Regions from separate parts of the Mus musculus genome. Here regions 2 and 3 are each linked to region 1. The links are chromatin loops, found by intact Hi-C in ENCODE. Cell type or tissue: left cerebral cortex. All regions are shown on one strand. Each heading gives the region's core, and the rest is flanking DNA. Links, peaks and the distances in the headings are about the cores only.

Evidence for each region. Peaks named below come from ENCODE experiments on the same cell type or tissue, not always from the same donor. Only the 100,000 strongest peaks of a DNase experiment are listed, where the experiment ranks them.
Region 2: a loop joins it to region 1, with 4 times the contacts of the local background. A loop is called at or near these places in 2 of 42 quality-filtered maps.
Region 3: a loop joins it to region 1, with 4 times the contacts of the local background. A loop is called at or near these places in 7 of 42 quality-filtered maps.

The regions. Positions count from the first base shown.
Region 1 is chr8:54,733,908-54,739,389 of GRCm38, reverse strand. No RefSeq gene overlaps it. Among named protein-coding and RNA genes, the nearest start is that of Wdr17, 12 kb to the right of the region's middle. In left cerebral cortex, for the core only: a CTCF peak has its summit at 2,570 (motif pointing left); DNase peaks (open chromatin) are centred at 2,517 and 3,105.
Region 2 is chr8:55,028,911-55,034,392 of GRCm38, reverse strand. The region is part of intron 1 of Gpm6a (glycoprotein m6a); the gene reads right to left. Among named protein-coding and RNA genes, the nearest start is that of Gpm6a, 77 kb to the right of the region's middle. In left cerebral cortex, for the core only: CTCF peaks have their summits at 2,306 and 2,508; no DNase peak of the experiment used is centred there; H3K27ac peaks cover 1,855 bases.
Region 3 is chr8:54,834,881-54,840,362 of GRCm38, reverse strand. It overlaps a transcript of Gpm6a not described here. Among named protein-coding and RNA genes, the nearest start is that of Wdr17, 110 kb to the right of the region's middle. In left cerebral cortex, for the core only: no CTCF peak of the experiment used is centred there; no DNase peak of the experiment used is centred there; H3K27ac peaks cover 927 bases.

The DNA.
Region 1 (5,482 bases), core at 323-5,322:
TTCCCTGAACAAATTATGCTTTTTCCAGTAACTGAGTTTAGCCTAAGGAAAAGCTTGAACATGGGATGAAATCTAAATACAAAATGGAATTTGTAATGTTAGGTTGGGCCGTTCACAGATTACTATGATATTTTTGGTTCTGATTTTCTAGTCAACAATATATACTGTAGGTAATATAGTTGGTCTATAGTTTGAACACATGTTGGAAAGAATTGGTCATTTAGAAGGCTTCCAAGGTTAAGGCAGGCCTGCATTCTAGTCCGGTTTAGTTTTATTAGAAGTGCTGACTCGAGAGCATCAATGTGAGACGAGGCCCTTGGTCCTATGAAGGCTCGATGGCCCTGTGTAAGGGAATGTGATGGCAGAGAGGAGGGAGTGGATGGATGGGTGGGGGCACACCCTCATAGAAGCAGGATGAAGGGGGATGGGATAGAGGGTTTCTGGGGGGAAATGGGGAAAGGGATAACATTTGAAATGTAAATAAATAAAATTCCCAATTAAAAAAAAGGAAGTGCTGATTCAAATCTTCTTAGCGATGACATATTTTCACTAGATTCCCATTTTTATTCAATACTTTTACTTCCAAGGAAAAGTCTTCTTCCTCATTCAGAGTTATCAGTGACTATGTATCTCTAGCTGATTGGCAATATTTGGATGATGGCTCTGTGTTACCAATGATTTTGCTATGATTTACATAGACAAACTAAAGAGTTTTGGGTAGAGAAGGGAGGCTGGAACAGAGATGGCAATATCCTGTTAGCTGTCTATTTAATAGGAAGAGTACTAAGTTCTTAAGAGTAGTTAGTAGAGTTACTTCCTGCTTGTTCTGAGAGGAGGCGTGGGCAGTAATTAGGGAAAAAGTTGGTAACATTTCCAAGATGTTCAGAAAACCAAAACAGAACCTACTGAATTTTTATTTGTTTGTTTTTTATTTTGTTATTATTTTTTTACAAAGACTTTAAGCCTTTCAATTGAACACAATGGTATTTATTGGCTAGACGTGGCCTGACATTTTGGTAATGATAATTTAAGTTGTGCAGATTGAGCTAATTAACACCTGTCTCTGGAGTATGCTTGTTCCTCCTGTTTATTTTCTTAGTGACTCATGACAAAAAAGAGAGATGCATACCTAAAAGACACTACCAGAAGACTGTGAAAGTCACAGACCTAGATATTATATTTCTATTGTGAACTTGAAATAGCAGAAATTTGCACTAAGAAACTATGTCAGAGCAGACCCTCCCTTTACTCTTCCTGCTTTCTTCTGATATCATAGCTCAGAAAGCTGGTATTTTAGAATGTCTTTTTTCTTTTTTTCTTTTTAATTTAGGATACATTCTTTGGTAACCAGACAAAGATGTATTCTGAGACAAAAATGAGCTTTCTGGGTAAGAGGATGAGTCCTTGGATAGTAAGCAGAGAGTCTAAAGGAAGTCTCTTGGTCACTGTTCTATTGTTGTGAAGATACATCATGATGTCAGCAACTCTTATAAAAGAAAGCATTTAATTGGTCCTTGCTTACAATTTCAGAGGTTTAGTCCATTATCGTCATGGTGGAGACCATGGTGGCATGCAGGAAAACATGTGCTGAAGAAGTCGTTGAGAGTTCAACATCTGGATCCCCAAGCAGTAGGAAAAGTAAGATACTGTGCCTGGCTTGAGTTTTTAAAACCTCACAGGCCATTTCCAATGACACACTTCCTCTAAACAATGCCACACCCCACACCGACTTTAACAAGGCCATATCTCCCAATCCCTCTCAAGTAACACCATCCCCTGATGAGGAAGAAGCATTTAAATATTTAACCCTGTAGGGGCCATTTTTATTCAAACAATGACAAGAAGGAAATAATTTTACAAAGTGAAATTATTGATGGAAAAATATCAAGATTAGGTATTTCTGAGTTCCCTCTAGGCAAAGCCCTAACATTGCAAAAAACAATAATTAAAAAAAAAATTAACTTAGTGGTTTTGGTACTTGTAATATGAATGGGAATGGAATACATATTTTTCATTTAGTGTGAAATTCTTCACAATTACATCAAGTTCTTTTATTATAGTAGCCCTTTGGAGAAGTCTGATGCATCATTTAGCACTAGGTGCCACAAGGGTAGAATATGAAGGGACTGTAAATTCACCTTTTCTGTGGATATTCTGTACTTACTCATTACTGCAGCTTTGGCAGACGGAAAAGCATCCCACTAGAGTAATTCTGAATATTTGTCTAGCCATCAGTGACAATGGAGTGGTACAGGAGGGAATAAGAACTGCCAGGTAGTCAAAAGCCGGACTCAGAAATAACCTACTGCTTTACTTAAAACATAAGGCAAGGTGACCTCTTATAGAAGGAGGACCAATGCTTGGAATTTCCTGGGTTATTAATTCGATTGGTTTTAATAATTACACTATGGATTCGAGGTTGGGAAAATCAACAATTTAGAACTGTATGCCAAGTGATGGAATGAATGGGTTAAATAGGGAGTATGGCTGGCAGAGCTTCCCTTTCCAGAACATTCACAGCAGAAATCTGCCTCTGTGCTAAAACTGCTGAGGAGGCAATAGTGTCATCTAGTGGCAAATTTAGAATGGTTTCACATTTTAAAAAAATTAGAAAGGCTAGAGTTGCCTTAGAAAAGACATTTACAAATTTGTTCAGATGATATCTGTTTTAAGCTCCATACTTTGACCAGGCAACGAATAACCATATTTTTTACTATTAAGAACTTAATTCTTTTCCCACAAGAGAGACAAACTCATCATATACCATACCCTGTTTCTAGTACCTTTCTTTAACAAAAAGTATCTGCTAGAAACCACATTACTATCAACAATAGAAAATTTGAAATAACAGCAGGTAATGAATAGACCAAAATCCTCTTTTAATACATTAGTAACTGTTGAATGATTCTACTTTATAATCATGACCATATTTTATTTTGTACCCAGCCTCAAGCTATTTCAAGCTTTTCATCTGTTAGGAATGTTTGTCCTTGAAGGAACTTACATTTCATGTTGCTGTCAAGGCTTGACTGTGAAATATGCCTCCACAGATTTCTGTTTTAAAATGTTGATCTCTGACTGGTGGCTTTGTTTTGGAAGATTGTAGTAAATGTGGCAGGTGGGACCTATCTGGAGGATATGGAGGTATATCACTGTGGAATGAGACTTGAGAGTTTAGAATATAGTCCTGCCGCTGGTCTGATCTACTCAGATGTAAGTGAGTGGTCACCACATCCCCTGCCTGATCCTTTCACACTGCGAGCCAGAACAGAACTTTCCTCTTCATATTCCTTTCCCAGAATTTTAAATTCATTTCTAGTTTCTTGTTAAAAAAAAAAACCTAGCATTGTATTGGAATCAAATAGTTAATCAAACAGAATAGAGATCCCATATATAAACACTTGCAGCTACATGCAACTGATTTTTGATATGTTTTGGATTATTCACCAGAGAAGACTGTTTTGACATGAGTTTAAACCAACAGAAAATTTTAATATCCAACTTACAGACTATACTTGTTAGTATTTCCTCTAGGTTTTACTCAACAGTTACCTAGCAACCTCCCAGTACAGCCTGGCTCCAGTATAAGACTGTTTGGGTCTCTGTTCGCTGTTTAGGTCTCTCTCTCTCTCTCTCTCTCTCTCTCTCTCTCTCTCTCTCTCTCTCTCTCTCTCTCTCTCTCTCTCTCTCCTCCTCCTCCTCCTCCTCCTCCTCCTCCTCCTCCTCCTCCTCCTCTCCTCTCCTCTCCTCTCTCTCCTCTCTCTCCCCTCCTTCCTTCCCTCCTTCCTCTCTCTCTCTCCCCCCCTCTCTTTCCCTCCATTCCTCCCTCCTTCTCTCCATCTTCTTCCTCTCTCCCCTGTTTCCTGTGTTCCCAACTTGCCTCTTCCCTTCTTTCTCTCTCCTCACTCTTTCTGTACTTCTCTGTCTCCTTTCTTTCCCTGCCTCAACCCCCTTCCCCAGACCCCTTTCTCAAATGCCAAATAAATTTCCTTTTATACTAGACCCATCATTCTATGGCTAGTATCCCAGGGAGGGTGCCTCAGCATGGGCCCACTAAGGCACCCATTCCCACCCCATTGACAAGTCTGCCTGCCACTCAGACTTACTTTCTAGCCACCAGATCAAAACACTGGTGAATTGGTAAGTGCACCTCCCCCTTCAGGCATAAATGGTCCCTAGTCCCAAGGGAATGACTATTGAGCTCTAAGCATCCCTATGGTGTCCTTCAGGACAGAGGAATCCTAGCCATGGTCTATGACTGGCCCTTCTCAATGACATCTCCCCTCTCCTTTTGGAGCTCTTCCCTTGGATGAGATTTCTCTCTTATCAAAACAAGGCTCCTCCCTTTTCTCCTGAAGTATATTCTATTGAGTTTTCCATGTTTCTCAGGCATCTACCACAATTGGTACCTGGTTACCACATCATGGTCTGGTAAGCCAACCTGTATCACATGTGTTCTGTTATTATTTTTCTATTCTCAAGATGCTGCAAGCAATAGAATGTAATAAACTTTTTTCTCACCTATGGGTATCATGGTGCCTTCATCCATACCTTCAGCCTCCCCACTGGGATGCCTCCTGTAAAACCTCAAACATCTGAAACTATTTTCCAAACCCATACACTATTACAGTCAAAATTGACCCCAATACCCAATAGATAAAGACTCTAAATGGCTGCCTAATGGCACCTTTGATCCCATTATTTTAAGGAACCTTTATAACTACTGCCATCAACTCAGAAAATTAAAAGTAGGTTTCTTACATGCAGCCTTCACATTTTCTCTTTGTTCCTTCTGATCGCCAATTGAACTCCTCCTAGCTATGAAATCTCAACCAGATGAAACTTCCACTATCCTTGATCCAGCTAATGAACTTCCTCCTTATTGTTCCCAACCCACCTCTACAAGCTCTTCTTCTCTCCTTGCTTCCTCAGTTTACCTTACTGCCTCAGCCTCCTCAGCTTCCTCTCCTCCCCTCTCCCCCCAGCTTCTCCAGACTCGTCCCCTCCCTCTCCAGCTACAGGTCACTCTAGCGATCCTATCCTAGCACCAACTTTCAGCCCTCCAGCCCTCCAACTGCTCATTCAGGACTGCTCAGGACTATTGAAGCTGCTGCTGCTGCTGCTGCTGCTGCTGCTGCTGCTGCTGCTGTTTCTTCTTCTTCTTCTTCTTCTTCTTCTTCTTCTTCTTCTTCTTCTTCTTCTTCTTCTTCTTCTTCTTCTCTTCTTCATCTTCTTCTTCTTCTCCTCCTCCTCCTCCCCTCCTCCTCCTTCCCTCCTCCTCCTCCCCTCCTCCTCTTTCCTCTTCCTCCTCCTCCTTCCTCCTCCTCCTTCTTTCTTTCTTTCTTTCTTTCTTTCTTTCTTTCTTTTTCTCTTTCTTTCCTTCTTTCTTCTTCTTCTTCTTCTTCTTCTTCTTCTTCTTCTTCTTCTTCTTCTCTTCTTCTTCTTCTTCTTCTTCTTCTTCTTCTTCTTCTTCTTCTTCTTC
Region 2 (5,482 bases), core at 313-5,312, 300 kb before region 1:
GGATTCTGCTATCCCCCATCATCATGCTTTTACTGAACCTAAAGTGCAAAAACACTCTATTAAATGAATATTAATGAAGTATAGTAAGTGGGCTTCTGGCACTAGAGGGAATAGATTTCTTGAGAAAAATCTCTATAAAAACAGTAATGATCACTTTGTATATTTTCAACACTACATATTACGAGAATCAGGCCTTTTAATTCTCAAACAAAGCTAAGGTTCAAATATTGATAGAGAATTGGCATGCTATATCCATGTGTGCACACAAAAGCATTTATTATATCTGGTTTCTGGGAATAGCATCTCAAGTAAAATAATGGTATATTGTCAGATTTATGATGAAGATAAATATTAAAAGATTCAGAAAGCTTTGTTTTCAACACGCCCTTAAAAATTAGTATTTTTTCTCACAATTTAATGAGGGTATATAATGGCTTCTTCCAGTGTAAAATTTGCAAAGGAATCAGAAACTCCCCTGATACAGTTGTTTTAAAAAGATGTATAATTATCTTTTCATACACTATACAATCAGTTTACCTCTATTTAAATATTGAAAAATAAGCCCAGTGTTGGATTACAATTATTTCTCACACTGTACCAAAGTGAAAAGCAAAAACTAAATCAACGAGAAAGAAAAGAGTAAATAAGAGAAAGCTAGAAAACAGAAAAGAGAGACCAACAAAGTAAGGATAATCACACTAAAAATTAACTCATTGATTTGTTTTCCAGTATCCTTTATTGAGGAGATGTTTCTTTCTGTATTAAAAAATCCCTACCTTAGACATTATCCAGTAGGCAGAGAGGCACTTTGGTTTACAAGCTATCTAATCTTCTCCATTACATGCCCTCTTCCTCTCCCTCTCCTCTCTGCCCTTCCTCTCCTCCCCTCTCTCCTAGACCTCACTTTCTCCCTCTCCTCTCCTCCCCTCTCTTTTCTCTCTCCTCTCCCCTCCCCTCCCCTCCTCTCCCCTCCCCTTCCCTCCCCTCCCCTCCCCTCCCCTCCCCTCCCCTCCCCTCCTCTCCTCTCCTTTCTGTTCTCTCTCTCCCTCTTCCTCCCTCTCCTCTCTCCTTCCCTTTCCTCTCTCCTCTCCCTCCCTCTCCTCTCTCTGTCCTTCTCCCTCCCTTTTTCTCTCTCCCTCTCCTGTCTCCTCTTCCTGTCCTCTCCCTCCCTGTCCTCTCTCATCCCCTCTCTTCTCTCCTATCGCTCCCTCTCTCCTATCCCTCTCTTCTCCCCTCCATCTCCCTCTCCTCTCCTTTCCTCTCCCCTCCCCTCCTCTCCTCCCCTCCCATCCCCTCCCCTCCCCTCCCTTCCTCTCCTCTCCTCTCTCTCCTCTCTTTTCCCTCTCTTCTCCCTCTTCCTCTCCCTCTCTCTCAGTCAACAATACCATCTCCCATCTCATCTCATCTCATCTCATCTCATCTCATCTCATCTCATCTCATCTCATACATGATAACATCTCATCAATTATCTATCTCCTGTCTTGATCTATGGTGGAGGAAACTGCTCCCACACAGTCATTTTTTTCATGCTTGCCATTACCATTTACCCTTCACTTACTTTGTTCTGTACATTTTAGAGATTCCACATAGTAACTCAGTAGATTTTGATTGGAATTTTCATATTTATTTCAGAACTATAAGCCTTAAATTATTTTCTATGTCCTGAGAATAACTTTGTAATGTTTTGTTATTTTTGTTGATAACCATGTCATTTATGAATATTCTAAGTGCTATCTCTGTCTTTTCAACACTTGTACATTCTCATTTATAGTTTTTGTTATCTTACTCTGTTAAGTAAAATGAATGAAATGTAAAGAAAAAGGTATTTTGTATTTCTAAGGGACAAATAATATTATATTATTAACTTAGTGTTGGCTTCTTTATCTTTTTGTTTTGAATTCTAAAACATGATTTTCTATCACATGTAAGTTCTATTTATGATACTTTTCTTTTGGCATCCATATCAATATTTTTCTTATTTTTTTTACTTCATTTTTACTTGACTTTATTATTTTACTTCAAAACACAGCAGTCATGCTAATTTTTAATATGTAACTAACATTTTTACCTTACCATAAATTTTTATTGGACCCTTTTGTTTTTATTTGTCTACTAAGAATATAATGATTTAATCCTCATAGAGATGCCAGAGACGGTGCTAGTTGCTAAAGCTATGTAAATTAACAAAATCAATATTAAATAGCTAGAGGATAGATAAGGAACACATTGTTAAAATAGGATTTATGAGTGTTTATGAAAGTGTGAAGAAATTTGGGTAAAGAAGACAGTTCAGGAATATTAAAATTTTGATTTCAGACTTTGATAAGGTGGTCAGGGAATGAGTAAATGAGGCAACATGTGCAAAATATCTAAAAGATGTGAAGGTATATTAAATAAAACATCATAACAGAATTCTTTTCTTTAATAGAAGACAAAATGGCAAAAAAAAAAAAAATCTATACCAAGGTAAACCACTAAGACAAAGACGGAAATTGGATAAATAGCAATATAGGGGATTTAAGGAAGAAGCAGCCTTCATTACCAAGTGTGAGATGTGTCAATAAGAAGGGTAAAAGAGAGGTTGAAATTTCATAGAACAGTTAATATGAAACAGTTGCCTGAAAGTTGAGATGATAAGCTCCCAGCTACTCAGGGACCATGAAGTTGCCTTTTGATGATTGCCTGCCCAGTGGTCTAAAGCCCGTTCACTAAAGCTGCGGGGCAGCATGCTAAAACCTAGAAGCCCCTGAGGCCTGATGCGGAATTATGTTGCTCCAAGGAGTCTTCAAATTTCAAAAGGAAGACCACAGAAATCAATTTGTGTATTAGACAAATCTCAGTAATCGATGGCGGTCTTAGCATTATCTTCAGAAGTGGGAAATGAGAGATTATTGGCTCAAGTTAAAATATTAATAAACATATACATCCTTCACCTCTTTTAAAAGTGCCACTTCAGTTTCCAGTTTAGCCTTTGCATTTTAACAGAATAGAGCCCAGCTAATTTTCTCCTATCATATTATAGATGGAAATGCATCCCTTGGTGGCACTGAGAGATCCTTGACAGGAATTCACAGGGCTAAGCTTCTTCCATATGCTCATTCCTTTTGCATACCTGGCCTAATGTCAGGGAGAATGAATCACTATTTGAATTGTAAGTGAAAGTTTTCTTGAGTGTCTATTAGTTCTATATACTTTTTATGTAGAAATGATTAAAATTATTGTTATTTGGATGCTACTTGTTCCTACATGTTACTGAGCTGAAAATTTAAACATTTAATGCTGTTTCAGAAATTTCAATAAACATCACATCAAAATGAATGTTATTTAGTATATCTCATGATCACAATATTATTTAGTAAATCAGAATCACTGACATTAGGCTTCAAATGTAAAAAGGACCCTAATATTAGTGGATATATGACTCCTTATAAAGTAGACGGTAATTGAAATATGAACAAAAATAGTTCAAACAGTATACTAGATTATAACTCAAATAATTAAAAATTCAAACATATTGTCTTTAACATTATTTTAAACATTTATTTCTTTAAATAATGTACAGAAGTCAGCTTGTTATAAAATCTGTGGTTTGCCATCACAATCATAACCTCAGCACTATTGAAGTCACAACAGAAATACAGTTTAGATCTTTGAACACAGCAGGTAGGCAATAACACCTACCAAAACAAGAACAGAGACCAAATCCACAAAGTCCACATTTCTGGGAAAGTCTCAGAAGGTTCTCATTTTGCTTTTTGGCTTCTGCAGTTCTGCCTTCAGCTAACTGTTCTTGATAGCTAAAGTGTGTCAAGTCAGGTTGTGTGTTTTAGGTGGGCTTAAGAGCCCACCCTGAAAAGGAAAGGCTCAGGGCTACATTGGGGTCCCAAAACCCAGGAGTAGTCCCTGGCTGCCAAATAAGGATTCTCTTGGTTTGTACCTGTACCTGTATACTAGTTAGTAGTCTTCTCTGGTGGATGTTTTACAGTGCCATGTTTTTCATGGCATTGACAAAATAGTGTACTCCAATGATGGACAGGTTATGACCTTAAATATTTTAGTCATTGCTACAATACTGTACTTAAATCACTTTCTAATTCAAAAGAAAAATAAACAAGTTAAAAGAACCTTCCATGTTGGGAGGCATTCTTTTGTCCTCTTACCTTTATAGTCAATTAACAATCTCACCAGTTAGATCCCAACTAAAGACCCCAGATTCCCATGATTGAGAACCCAACCCTTTCATCGTCTTTTAGCAGATTCTGATGTACAGAACCATGATGTTTTAAGACCTATCTGTAAACTAGGGGACATAAATAACATAGTGCTTAAATAAGTATCACAATGAGAAATTATGACAAGTAGCTGATTAGAATGTTCATCGGACAACTTACCACACCACTGAATTTTCAGTGAACACCTCTGACATAGAAACATGGTCAAGACCACCACTGCATTGACTTTCATCTATTGGCTTCTTATGAACCATGTTACAGCTAAATGATTATTGAGAGTAGATTTGAAATGTATTTGAAAGGCTATTTACTGTGAATCTTTTCAGAAAACATTGCATTTTTATCTTAAACTTACCTATTACTATTTAAGATACAGATAGTTTGTTAGAATTATATTGCAAATTACAGAATATTCTGTACTGGTCAACATGACTTAGCAAAAAGAATGTTTTGATTAATTAGCTTGTTTCCTCAAGGCAGAAAGCTAATTGCTTCATTAATGATTAGAACCATACACTTCTAGCTGTGATAAATAATCCCACAGGGTAAAGGAACAGCCAGGGGGAGGCATGTTTCAAATGTGGAAAAATAACAACAAAACAAAAGTTTTAGGAGGAAAATGTTTGAGGCATATTAAGTCTGGTCTGATTTCCAAGCGCATGTAAGTTTTTTCTAGATCCCAGATTGCTTACTTACATGGTGTCTGGAGATTCAGTCGAAGTTCTCACCTATCCTTGCAATACATACTTTCTTGATATAAACCACCTAAATTGAATGACTTGCTCCCTCGTGACCTTCAGAGATTTGCTCAAAACTTTGATCATTCATTTATTTGTTCATTCATGTACTTGTACATTTGCTTGTTGGTTGCAATATCCACTGCCTAACAGATTGTCTTAAATTTAGCTAAAAATAACAATTTACTGTTGTCTCATAACTTGAGTTTACTGGACTCAATGGGGCAGCTCTCTCTGCAGGCAGTTGTGGCTAGGAGATGCTCAGACCTGTGGCAGTTGAATGAACTAGGTTAAGCTGGATGCGCAGAAAAGAGTCTTCACCACAGGCATGGAACCTGAGCTAGCATGTGCCTGCCGGGGAGTCTGAGGTTTATAGAAGAAAAGAATCAGAGATATTTTGTATCCATCAGTACTTAAACCTGCTTTGGATACATTTGCTTTCAAAATTCCCCTTTGATAATTATACCACAGTGAGGATTTTCAGTATGACTCTGAACAAAGTTCAAAATAAAA
Region 3 (5,482 bases), core at 313-5,312, 100 kb before region 1:
TGAAGCTAACACTAATGCTTCCATACACACTGGTGGCCTAACATTATCATGATTGCTTCCAAGTGTAGTTTTACATCTGAAATGGTACCTAAAACTAGATAATCATATATTTGCAGTTAAACTATTGTCCAAAAGCATTTGATGTTCAAAAGTCACAACTTCACATGGGATCCAAAGAGGATACCTAGAACTATTATGTTTTAACTTAATTATTTATATTTTATTTACTTTGTGATGGGGCACTGTATGACATTACTTTCACGTATATTGGCATACACATTTCACACAATAGTGCACAATGTGTTATAGCAGAAAGAAAAATACTTTAACATAGATGCTACACAAAACTCAGTACAATGTGAATGTGTGAATGTTTCTCTCTGTGCTAATAACAAATGAATATTTCTTTAGTGCTCACATGTGTTGTTATATTAAACATTTTAGGCTACTTTATAACTATGGGGTTCTTTTGGTTTTTTAACACATTTTTATTAGATATTTTCTTTATATACATTTCAAATTTCAAATGCTATCCCGAACGTTCCCTATACTCTCCCCCCGCCCTACTCCCCTACCCACCCACTCCTGCTTCTTGGCCCTGACGTTCCCCTATACTGGGGCATATAAAGTTTGCAAGACCAAGGGGCCACTCTTCCCAGTGATGGCTGACTAGGCCATCTTCTGTTATATATGCAGCTAGAGACATGAGCTCTGGGGGTACTGGTTAGCTCATAGTGCTGTTCCACCTATATATTGCAGACCCACCCCCCCAGCTCCTTGGGTACTTTCTCTAGCTTCTCCATTGGGGGCCCTGTGTTCTGTTTTATAGATGACTGTGAGCATCCACTTCTGTATTTAAAGAAGGAAACAAGACTGTTTTGCACAATAGATGTCATGTTCTAAACACAATAAGTGAAATCTTATTCGAATGATGTTTCCTTAAAGAACTGTTATTTTTAAGGGATAATAATCTTTCAATACAAAATTTAGCAGCACATTCATTTAGTGACTGTGCATTAATTCCTGTCAATGAGGAGACATTATTGCTACAATCCTTTTTTATATAGTATGGCATTAATTCACCCTCCTCAAATTATACAGCCTTCAGCCTGAGGTGCATCATTCCAATCCTCCACGTCTGAGATAATGCAAATTACAATCTACAGATATCTACAAGGACAATGTTCATGCAAAAACACTAACTGGATGGAAAATCCAAGTTAATTCATCATGATTTCTAACAATGAAAAACTGTCCCCAGATTGACAGATGTCACATAGAAATAAAAGCTAAGATCAAATAATATAAATAGTTTGCTCAATAATGTGACTTAAAAATTCGTGATTACCTCTACAGATATGATTTTCTCCTAAAACAACATAGAAGGAAATATTTTTCTATCTTATACTAATGACTATTAAAGTATATTTGAATAAAATAATTCAACAACTTATTAAAATGATACTGATAATGACTGTGTCTCAAAATCTTTACACTGTTTATGATTGTCAGAGAAAGTATCTAAATAGAGGTCCAAATTACATCTGTCACATCTCTGGATTGGGGGGTGGGTAAGACGAGGAAAACCTCATACTATTCTAGCAAATGTAATCAGTATGAGTCATTGGTTCATTGCTAAAGAGTCCTGAGGAGACTAAGCTGAGAAACACATGTAGCAAACCTCATGCCAGCAATTTCACATCTGGATTATTGTAAATGACTTAATAGTCTGTGTTCCTGATGCAAAATTTGTTATCAAAATTAAAAGTCTTTCATCTCAAATAAGTACAGTCAATTAATAGAATGGTGCTTTCTTGGCTGATTTATGTTGACTGCCGAGCAAGTTAAAAATACCACATGAAAAAGCCAATAAATATATCTTCTTAAATTAGAGAAAGGTCACTCTCTGTCAATTCACATGGTGACTAAATAGCTCACTAATTTTAAAAGCTGTTTCTGTTAACAACATAATAAACTCAGTATCTGTGTCCATTAATTGTACTTGAAGTCTACCAGATTAAAAAAAAGCCAGAATAAAAGTCATTTAGAAGACAATATTTAGCTCACAATGAAACTTGTATGAGTGGATATATATCATATGCTAGACTTACGACAGGGTGATTTTAAAGAGAGACAAGCATAAAACAATATTGTCTTAGTGGAAAGAGATTTTTGTTTTGACTTTGTCTATATGTTTTACATTAGTGGGCCTATAATACTTATAGTTTAGCAATCATGGATTTTGTCCTAAGAAAAATTGAAGCCAATAGCCTCCTTCCTGGCTATACATGCTATTTCTGGGAAAGTACACACATGCCTACAAAAATCCCTTACTAGGTCATGGAACATAAGGCAGGTTCATTTATTTCTTAACAATAGAGATATATATATTTTTGTCAGTGTGACCAGTTTCACCAGTGAAATACCTGAAAATCTAAGACATTTTAGAGTCAGATATGTTCCCCCAAAACACCATATGGTTTCTCAAACACTATGTATAAAAAAAATCAGGTATGTTTAAGAGCTGTTTCATAAATAATGCCACTAGTGATTTAAAAATAAGGATAACAAGGGTACTAAGTATGTAACTCAATGTTAGTGCTTCTATTTGATTTCCTCCCATATGTTGAGTTCAAGGAACACAGAACTATCTTCATACCTTGAACAATCATCAGAAATCAATGCTTCAAGACTTGAGAAAAAGATATGTGACAACTTTGTGACAGAAAGTAATGAAACCAATTTCTCATCGAGCATTTTACTAAGAGAGAAATGAAATCCAATGCTAGAATAATAATACTAACATTAAAGGAAGTGAATTTGTGTTAAAGGGTGAGACAGGAGGAGGGTTGAGTGGCAGAAGTGACATAATGTTCATATATGACATTCACAAAAACCTGTAAAATAAGATGCAGGTAAATAATTGTAATCTACCATCTATTTGTTGATTTTTGTATTACATAATAGTTGTTCACTTACAAAGTGATAAGGAAATGAATAGGAATGTCTACATTTTATGGCTGTTTTGACTATATCTGTACTCCAAGTTCTTATAGAATAAATGCTATGAGGTCTCATTGTTCCTCATCCACCATATCATTGAATGACACTGGAAAAGTCTCTTGACTCCAGTAAGAGTTTAAATCCAGTAAATAAACCAGAGTGTGCTAAGTGATATACAAGATGCTTTAAAAACCAAAAGGAAAGAAACATCCATATTCTGGGAATCAGTTTTAGTGCTTAAATAGTGAATCCTGCCTCAAACGCTTAGTTACAATCATCTAGTACTTTTGACTTCTAGAGGTTAACAGCTGAGGAGAAAGGATCCAATGCATTGCGGTTGGCACATTAAGGACAATATCTCACTTCCAATCATCTTTATCCCTTAGAATTTGTTTTATTGGTTATTCTAACTCCAGCCACATTAAAGATTTTCATTTTAATAACAAACAGCAGATAATAACATGTTTAAAATTATGTACACATGTCTTTTTCAGAATATGTGTGACTAAAGAACCAAAAAACAAGCTACAAGCTGTTTGTGGCCTAAGATATGCAATGAATTAATTTTTTGTGCTGGCACCTACTGTAATTAGAAATGGTTCTGTGCATCATGATTAAACCAGTAACTATGGTAACAAGTGAAAGGAAGGATTAGTGCAAAAGGAAAAAGCCTGAATAAATCAATGATGAGCTATTTTTTTAAAAATCTATTTATTTTAAAAAGTCTGTTATAAACAGAATGATCTATAAACTGCCTAACCATTTTATTATAATCCCCTACCATACATTGATAATAGATTATAATATATTGTTCCTTCAACGCATTCACACAGACTAGCAGACTGAGCAAATCTGAATTGTTATTACATTTAGAGAGCATGGAGTTCTTTAGAATTATGATCAAGGGAGCACGCTTATAAATATGCAGGCTTTCAAAAGGCTGAAGGAAGAAAATGACAGAGCAAGAAATTTAAGCAAAGAATTCAGTGCTTAGAATATTAGCCTTTTTACCACAAATTTCAGCAAAACCACCTGTCTTGTTATCGGCTGAAGTAATTGGTTATAATTATGAGACAGCTAACATGAACAGAAAAAAAAAGAAAAGCAATGCACTTCATAGCAGTGTGTTCGCTAACCCTGTTCTATGGGTCTTTTCCACTGCCGTCTTTAGATATAGATCTACAATTTATATACTTCAGGCATCCCAACTACATAGCCTCTGTCTGTATTTCTTATTCTAAACCCATGAGGTCATATGAGAAATAATTAAAGTTGTTTCAGTGCAATGCCCATACTCTGGGACCTACCTCTGGTGACCAACCTCCTCTGTATCAAATTCACCTGGTAAGCTTGCAAAGAAGCAAACCTAACTGCCCCATCATTGCAATCTGCCTACCTCTTGAATTGCAGATGTTATGCCTGCCTTTCCAGGTGAGTGGCCCAATAAATATTGACTGCCTCCACTCTTAGCACACTCCCAGGCTTAGCTCTGTACATGCAGCTCATGTACCCTTCCTTGGAGAGTTTTACAGAAACTTGATGTACCATCTCCATACTCCAAGGCATATTTTTTTTTTTGTTATGCAACCCCTGCATTGACCCACTTGGAAGCAGGCTAGAATCTCACACCAAAGACATAACCCATAGAAGAATTCCGAATGTCCAGGTCATATCACAAAAACACAAAGACAATAGAGACCAGGACATTATGTTTTCCCTTCTGCAAACCCATTAGTCCAATAGAAATGGTGTTCAATAAGAATCACCTGTGATAAACCTCAGGCTATAGAACTTAAAAAACAATTTATAAATATCATCAAAGAAGTCAAGGGCTTTAAAGAAGATGTGAACAAACACCTCAGTGATAAGAATAAATGCCTGAGTGATGCCTGAGCAAACAATTGGTTTTGTTTGTTTATAAGGAACTCTTTTCACCTTCAAGGATAAGCATCCATTTAAAGGGAAAGAACAGAAAAAGAAAGTATTCAAAGCAATGGGACTGGGAAAGAAGTAGGTAGGAATGTCACTACCCTAACATCTGACAAAATAGAATTTAAACTGCAAGTAATCAGAAGACATAGAGAAGGACACTTCTAATCAAGGGAACATTTAACCAAGAAGACATTACTATCCTAAATATAGACCGAAGTCTGGCACACCATTTCATAAAAAGCATTTTACTGGACTTTAAAACACAGACACAATAGTGGATGTTTTCACCAAAGTCATTTCTCCAGCAGAACAAAAACATAATCAGAAATATCAAATAAATTACTCTATGCATAAAAAGGATCTAACAGATAGCTACAGAGTGTTCTACCCAACACTAAAGAATTATATTCTATTCATAAACGCAAGTAAGCTTTAATAAACTAGATTCCATAGTAAAACACACACACACACACACAAAATCATAACAAGTTTAGGACAATTGAAATAACCTACAATGGCATCAAGCCTAAAGTCAATGGACAACAAA